Linked DNA regions of Homo sapiens: region 1 is linked to region 2. Evidence: read pairs that join two places in POLR2A ChIA-PET (ENCODE). Cell type or tissue: GM12878. All regions are shown on one strand. Each heading gives the region's core, and the rest is flanking DNA. Links, peaks and the distances in the headings are about the cores only.

Region 1 (2,905 bases), core at 214-2,713, 110 kb before region 2:
GCCTGAGAAGATGCCTGTCCCTGCTGCAGGGGCTGAGGGGTAGTGATGGCCATGAGGAAAAGGGAAATCAGAACCCTACTCAGGGTCAGCCTCCCACCACCTCCCCAGGCCTCAGCCTGGCAGGCTCTGCGGCTAGAGAACTGGGAGTGGCTGTGGGGTGGTCTGAATCAGGGCAGTGTGTCTGCTGGCAAAAGAAGTGCTCCCAGCTCCCCCAAATCTCACACACACTTCCCAACAGATAGCAACTGGAGCAGGGGATCCCTTAAGCCTGTGAGATCGAGGCTGCACTAGGCTGGGGAAGGAACAGTGGGCAGGGTTGAAACTATGGCAAGTCCAGAACCCCTGCCCCCGCTACAGGGGGCACCTGCTGCCCAACTCCTCCGATTCTTGCCAGAGCAGCCCCAAGCTATAAGATCTTCTGATTTAGGCCGGGTGCAGTGGCTCATGGCTGTAATCCCAGCACTTTGGGAGGCCGAGGCGGGTGAATCGCCTGAAGTCAGGATTTCGAGATCAGCCTGGCCAATATGGTGAAACCCCGACTCCACCAAAAATACAAACATTAGCCAGGCGTGGTGACAGGCTCCTGTAATCTCAGCTACTCGGGAGACTGAGACAGGAGAATTGCTTGAACTCGGGACACAGAGGTTTCAGTGAGCCAAGATTGTGTCAGTGAGCCAAGACTGTGTCACTGAACTCCCGCCTGGGCAACAGAGTGAGACTCCATCTCAAAATAAACAAACAAACAAACAAACAAAAGACCTATAGGTTTACAGAATGACTGTGAAGATAGCACAGAGGGTTTCCCAATACCCCACGCCCAGATTCCCCTATATATCAGTCAGGGTTCTCCAGAGAAACAGAACAATAGGATATCTTGGTAGATGATTGATGATTGATAGATAGATAGATAGATAGGTAGATAGATAGATAGGTAGATCGATCCATAGGGAGTCTTTCAATTGGCTTTGTGTCCCCATCTTTGTGTATGTTTGTTTATTTTTAGCACTTTTTATGCTTTGGCACTACAAGCTGCTCCAGGATCATCTTGTATATTTCCTGCCCCAGTCCTACTATCAGTCATTTCTCCGAGGAGCCCTGGTTCATTTTATTGGAGAATGGTATTAGACACCAAGATCTGGGGCGGGGCATGGTGCCTAATGCCTGTAATTCCTATACTTTGAGACGCCAAGGTGGGAGGATCACTTGAGTCCAGGAGTTCAAGACCAGCCTGGGCAACATAGTGAGACCCCATCTCTACAAAAAAATTTTAAAAATTAGCCAGGTGTAGTAGTGTGCGCCTGTAGTTCCAGCTACTTGGAAGGCTGAAGTGGGAAGATCACTTGTCCCTGGGTGTTCAAGGCTTCAGTGAACTAGGATAGCACCCAGTTCACCACACTGCAGCCTGGGCAACAGAGCAAAGCCCTGTCTCTCTAAAAAAACAAAAAAGTGGGGGCAGGGGCCGGGCACAGTGGCTCACACCTGTAATCCCAGGACTTTGGGAGGCCAAGGCAGGCAAATCATTTGAGGTCAGGAGCTCAAGACCAGCCTGACCAACATGGTGAAATCCCACCTCTACTAAAAATACAAAAAGAATCCCGGCGTGGTGGCGGGTGCCTATAATCCCAGCTATGCAGGAGGCACCATGCCCCACCCCAGAGCAGGAGAATGGCTTGAACCCGGGGGGCAGAGGTTGCAGTAAGCTGAAATCCCACCACTGCATTCCAGCCTGGGTGACAGAGAGAGACTTCATCTCAAAAAAAAAAAAAAGAAAGAAAAAAGAAAAGAAAAGGAAAAGAAACCAAGATCTGGGTGCTTGTTGCTAGTGGGTGTAGCAGGGAGGGGAAATTGTTTCCAGGTCTTCTCTGCTGATAACATGAGGAGATACGTGTGTGTGCATGCTATTCTGTGTATACAGACATTCATAAATATTCCTGTATGTAAGCAACTGAATCTCTATTAAGCTGTACATGAGTTCATCCTGATGCTTCCAACTCCAGCCCATTACCACATGGATCATTCTAGCCACCCCACTTGCTTATCTGTAACTTCTCATTCCAACAGTGACCCCCATCATCCATCCTCTGTTTACTTAATTGTTCAGTTCCAGCTACATGTGGAGTGATTTTGGAACTGTTAACCCATATTCCTGTGGGGTACAACTTTCTCAACGAGTGCGGTGCTTATGTGCAGTTCCTTTTGCCTTTAGTCTTACAGACTCCCTCATTTCTAGGTCAGCACCTTATTCCTTCAGCCCCTACAGTGAGGTTGTTGCACACATTTGTAATATAGCTAGTTTCTTTGGTTGCATTCTGCATTCCATCCTGGGATCCGCTGACCTCCAAGATGAATTTTTTTACATTTGCATACATTAAAGTTTACTCAGCCGGGAACCGTGGCTCACGCCTGTAATCTACTTTGGGAGGCCAAGGAAGGAGGATGGCATGAGCCCAGGAGTTGGATGCAGCAGTAAGCCATGATCACACTACCGCACTCCAGCCTGGGCAAAGAGCAAGACCCTGAATAAAAAATAAAAAATAAAAACACAGAAAGTTGGTCAGGAGTGTTGGCTCACGCCTGTAATCCCAGCACTTCGGAAGACCAAGGTGGGTGAATCACCTGAGGTCAGGAGTTCGAGACCAGCCTGGCCAACATGGTGAAACCCTATCTCTATTAAAAATACAAAAATTAGCTGGGCATGGTGGCGTGCAGTTGTAATTCCAGCTACTGGGGAGGCGGAGGCAGGAGAATCGCTTGAACCCGAGTGGCAGAAGTTGCAGTGAGCTGAGATTGTGCCACTGCACTCCTGCCTGGGTGACAGAGTGAGACTCCGTCTCAAAAAAAAACAAAAACAAAAACAAAAAGTTTCCTCATACAGAAGAGTTTCACTCCCCTATGCCTCACCTAT
Region 2 (2,905 bases), core at 158-2,657:
TCCCGAGGGGGCAGACGCAGGGCCCAGGGAGGGGTGAGGGCTGGCGGGACCTTTCTCCTTTGTCCGAGGCACACTAGGCCTTTGTTCTTGCCTGGATCCCTTTGACAGATGTGACTAGAACCATGGGTGCGGGGAGGACTTGGGTTAGAGTCCCCCATCCCAGCGAGTACTGAACCACCCTGGAGGGAGGGGAAGGAGGGCAGAAGAGGGGGTAGAGCCCCTGGACTCGCCATCCACTGGGGCGCCCTCCTCCTGCAGGTGCAAAAGCCACTCCTGTCCCCAGAGGCTGGGCAGGGCAACTTTCAATTGGCTCTTATTACTGTAAACACCTTCCCCAGCGGCCAGTGGGCAGCCTCGGTGTGTCCCCAGGGCAGGACCAGGAGAGGGCGGGGCTGGGAAGGGCAGATGAGGGAGGAGGGGAAGGGGCTGCCTGTCTGGGGTTGGGAGGAGGGCATTTGATCCAGCGCCATCCAAGGCATCTGTTCAAGAAGATTTTATTCCTGGTGCCCTCTGGGGTCCCTTGACTCAGCCAACCCCTTCCCTGACTCCTTTGGTGCTGGCTTTGGTACTTGTGAGGGCCTGGGCACCAGGACGGTTCCATGGGTCCTCACGTGCCCCACTCTGTGACCCTCCTCCATGCTAGTGCCTGACCCAGTATGTACCACGGAGGACCTCCTCCTTCCCCACTGCCTGGTCCTTGCCAGGAAGGAAGCCAAGTCCCCGAGTCCCAAGAGTAAAGTGCGGTGCCTATTTGCCGGGCCGGCATCAGCCATCAGGCAATTGAGACTGGGGGACACTAAGTCCATGGTCCTCTCAGAAGCGGGTGTCCAGGAAGGAGGTGGAGCCTCGTTGGGGCCTGGGGGGCCCCTCGATGGGGGGGCCCCGGGCCCGAGTCAGGAGCCCATGGAAAGTCTTGCCGCGGGTCTGGGGTTTCCGCCGCGGTGGTCTGGGCTCCTCCGGGGGCTGCACCACAATCCGAGGCACCTCAGGCTTGGCGCCTCGTCGCACTCCTGCCAGCTGCTGGGCCTCAAAGATGGCTTGGGCCCCGGCGAGGCGGACCTGTGGCCGGGGCGGGGGTCCCGGCGCGGAATCGGGCAGCTGGGCCAGCTGGGCCTTGATCTCCCGCTGCAGGTCCCGCTCTGACAGCACCACGCTGTGCACCTGTGGGGAGCAGTTGGTGCTGCGTTTGCCCGGCCTCAAGGCAGGAACAGGAAACTGTGAGGTCCCCAGCCCAGGAAGTGGCTGAGGACTGAGGGGCTGACAGCCTCACTGGGGAGCCACAGAAAGCCACTGGAGGCCTCAGGTTTTTGTGTTCTCTGAAGCTCAGGGGACAGGAACTAAGTCCCCATTCTCGCTTTGGCTTCCTGCTCTGGGACTCAGTTTCCCCCGTGCAGCAGGGGCTGGGCAAGTCCAAGGAGAGGTGGGGGTACCCACCTGTGACATGAAGGCCTCCTCCTGCAGCTGCGCGGGGGGGATGGCTCGAAGGGCTCCCAGTGTCTCCAGGAGGCCAGGGCAGGCCCCTCGCTGCTCTGCAGTGCCCAGCGCCAGGCGCACCAGTGTCAGCCCCACACGGAACAGTACTCTGGCACCTGCAGGCCGGGGGCTTATTCACTGGGAGGCCGGCCCTGCCCCTCCACAGTTCTGCACCCAAACCTGCCCTCAGCCATATGCCTCCCACTCTCCTGCAGCTCTGCCCTCCCCGGTTCAGGAACAATGACAGAGGGTGGAGTTGCATTTCGGGTAACACAGGCCGCTGTACTGGCCAAGTTAGCCTCAAGAGCCACAGATGCTTTGGGGAAGAGTTACTATCTTGTGAATTTGGTTACTGTCGCCTCCCATCCCCACCCCCGCCAAAATGAAGGTCTTGATCACTTGATGCTCAGATGCCATCCATATCTGGAGCCAGCAAGCACCCAGCAGGTGCCTGTGGGCTCCGGGGAGGAGCACCTCCTACCCTCCCTGAGCCAGTCAGGCCTCCATGTGCTATGATCACCCAGCTCCTACCCCAGGCAGCATCCGGGTGACAGGTGATGTGCCACCAGGCACAGGGCCATCACCTTCAGCACACCTGGTCCCATGACTCGAGGCTCCAAAAGGGAACCCTGGAGCTGGTGAGCTAGCTCCCTGTCCACACCCCAAGGCTCCAGTCCCCTCCAAGCCACCAGCTTCCTGCCAGGAGCCCAGGGCTACTGATGCCTTCACACCAAGCCCTCCCTGGGCCTCAGCTTGCTCATCTCCATGATGAAAGGTCAGGTGGAGCCCTTTAAGGGCCTTTCCAACTTGGATCTGTGACCCTCTGATTCTAGAAAGATCCTAGGCAGAACTGCTCTTCCCTAAGCCAGGAGCATAGCACTCAGTGCACACTCCCCACAGTGTGAGTTTGGGCTAGTCCTGGAGCCTCAAAATTCCTTCCTGGCAGCCTCTGATCTGAGAAGAGCCACCAGGGGACCAGCGAGGTTGAGTGATGATGGTAGGAACAATCACTATTCATACTATCGTCCTTCTGATAAAGGGAGCCTGTGTAGTGTTTGCCCCCAGGTGGGCAGGTCAGGCCCTGCCCAGCTCTGCCCAGCCCTGCTCTCGAGGTCTAAGGCTGGTTGGAAGGTGACCGCATGGATAGCGACTTGGACACCTGTGGCCAGAACTCTAAGTCAGCCAGTGGTCCTCCGCTGTGCGGAGGGCAGGAAGCCGGCTGAGCACACGACAGGCATTCAGTATGCACAGTATGCATATGCTGACTGATTTCTACCACGTTTTAAGGTGCAACCTCCAGACCTCACATATAGAACAGAATGCAGGTGGGTTACCGATGGCAGTATCAAGGCAGAGTCCCAAAGACACAGGGAGTCCAGCTTGGCTCTGCTCCGACTCCCCTCCTGTTCTTGGCCTGGCCCCCAGCCTCCAC

Evidence for each region. ChIA-PET counts read pairs that join two places held together with the same protein. Peaks named below come from ENCODE experiments on the same cell type or tissue, not always from the same donor. Only the 100,000 strongest peaks of a DNase experiment are listed, where the experiment ranks them.
Region 1: POLR2A ChIA-PET joins it to region 2 with 6 read pairs; 18 of 35 experiments call an interaction of 5 or more read pairs at or near these places.

What each region holds. Positions count from the first base shown.
Region 1 is chr11:67,513,767-67,516,671 of GRCh38, reverse strand. No RefSeq gene overlaps it. Among named protein-coding and RNA genes, the nearest start is that of CDK2AP2, 7.1 kb to the right of the region's middle. In GM12878, for the core only: no CTCF peak of the experiment used is centred there; no DNase peak of the experiment used is centred there.
Region 2 is chr11:67,407,663-67,410,567 of GRCh38, reverse strand. It overlaps TBC1D10C (TBC1 domain family member 10C), which reads right to left. Exons shown (of 9, transcript NM_001369496.1): 8 at 1,435-1,589; 9 at 479-1,161. The coding sequence ends at 814. Among named protein-coding and RNA genes, the nearest start is that of TBC1D10C, 5.0 kb to the right of the region's middle. In GM12878, for the core only: no CTCF peak of the experiment used is centred there; a DNase peak (open chromatin) is centred at 1,239; H3K4me3 peaks cover 1,448 bases; H3K27ac peaks cover 2,425 bases.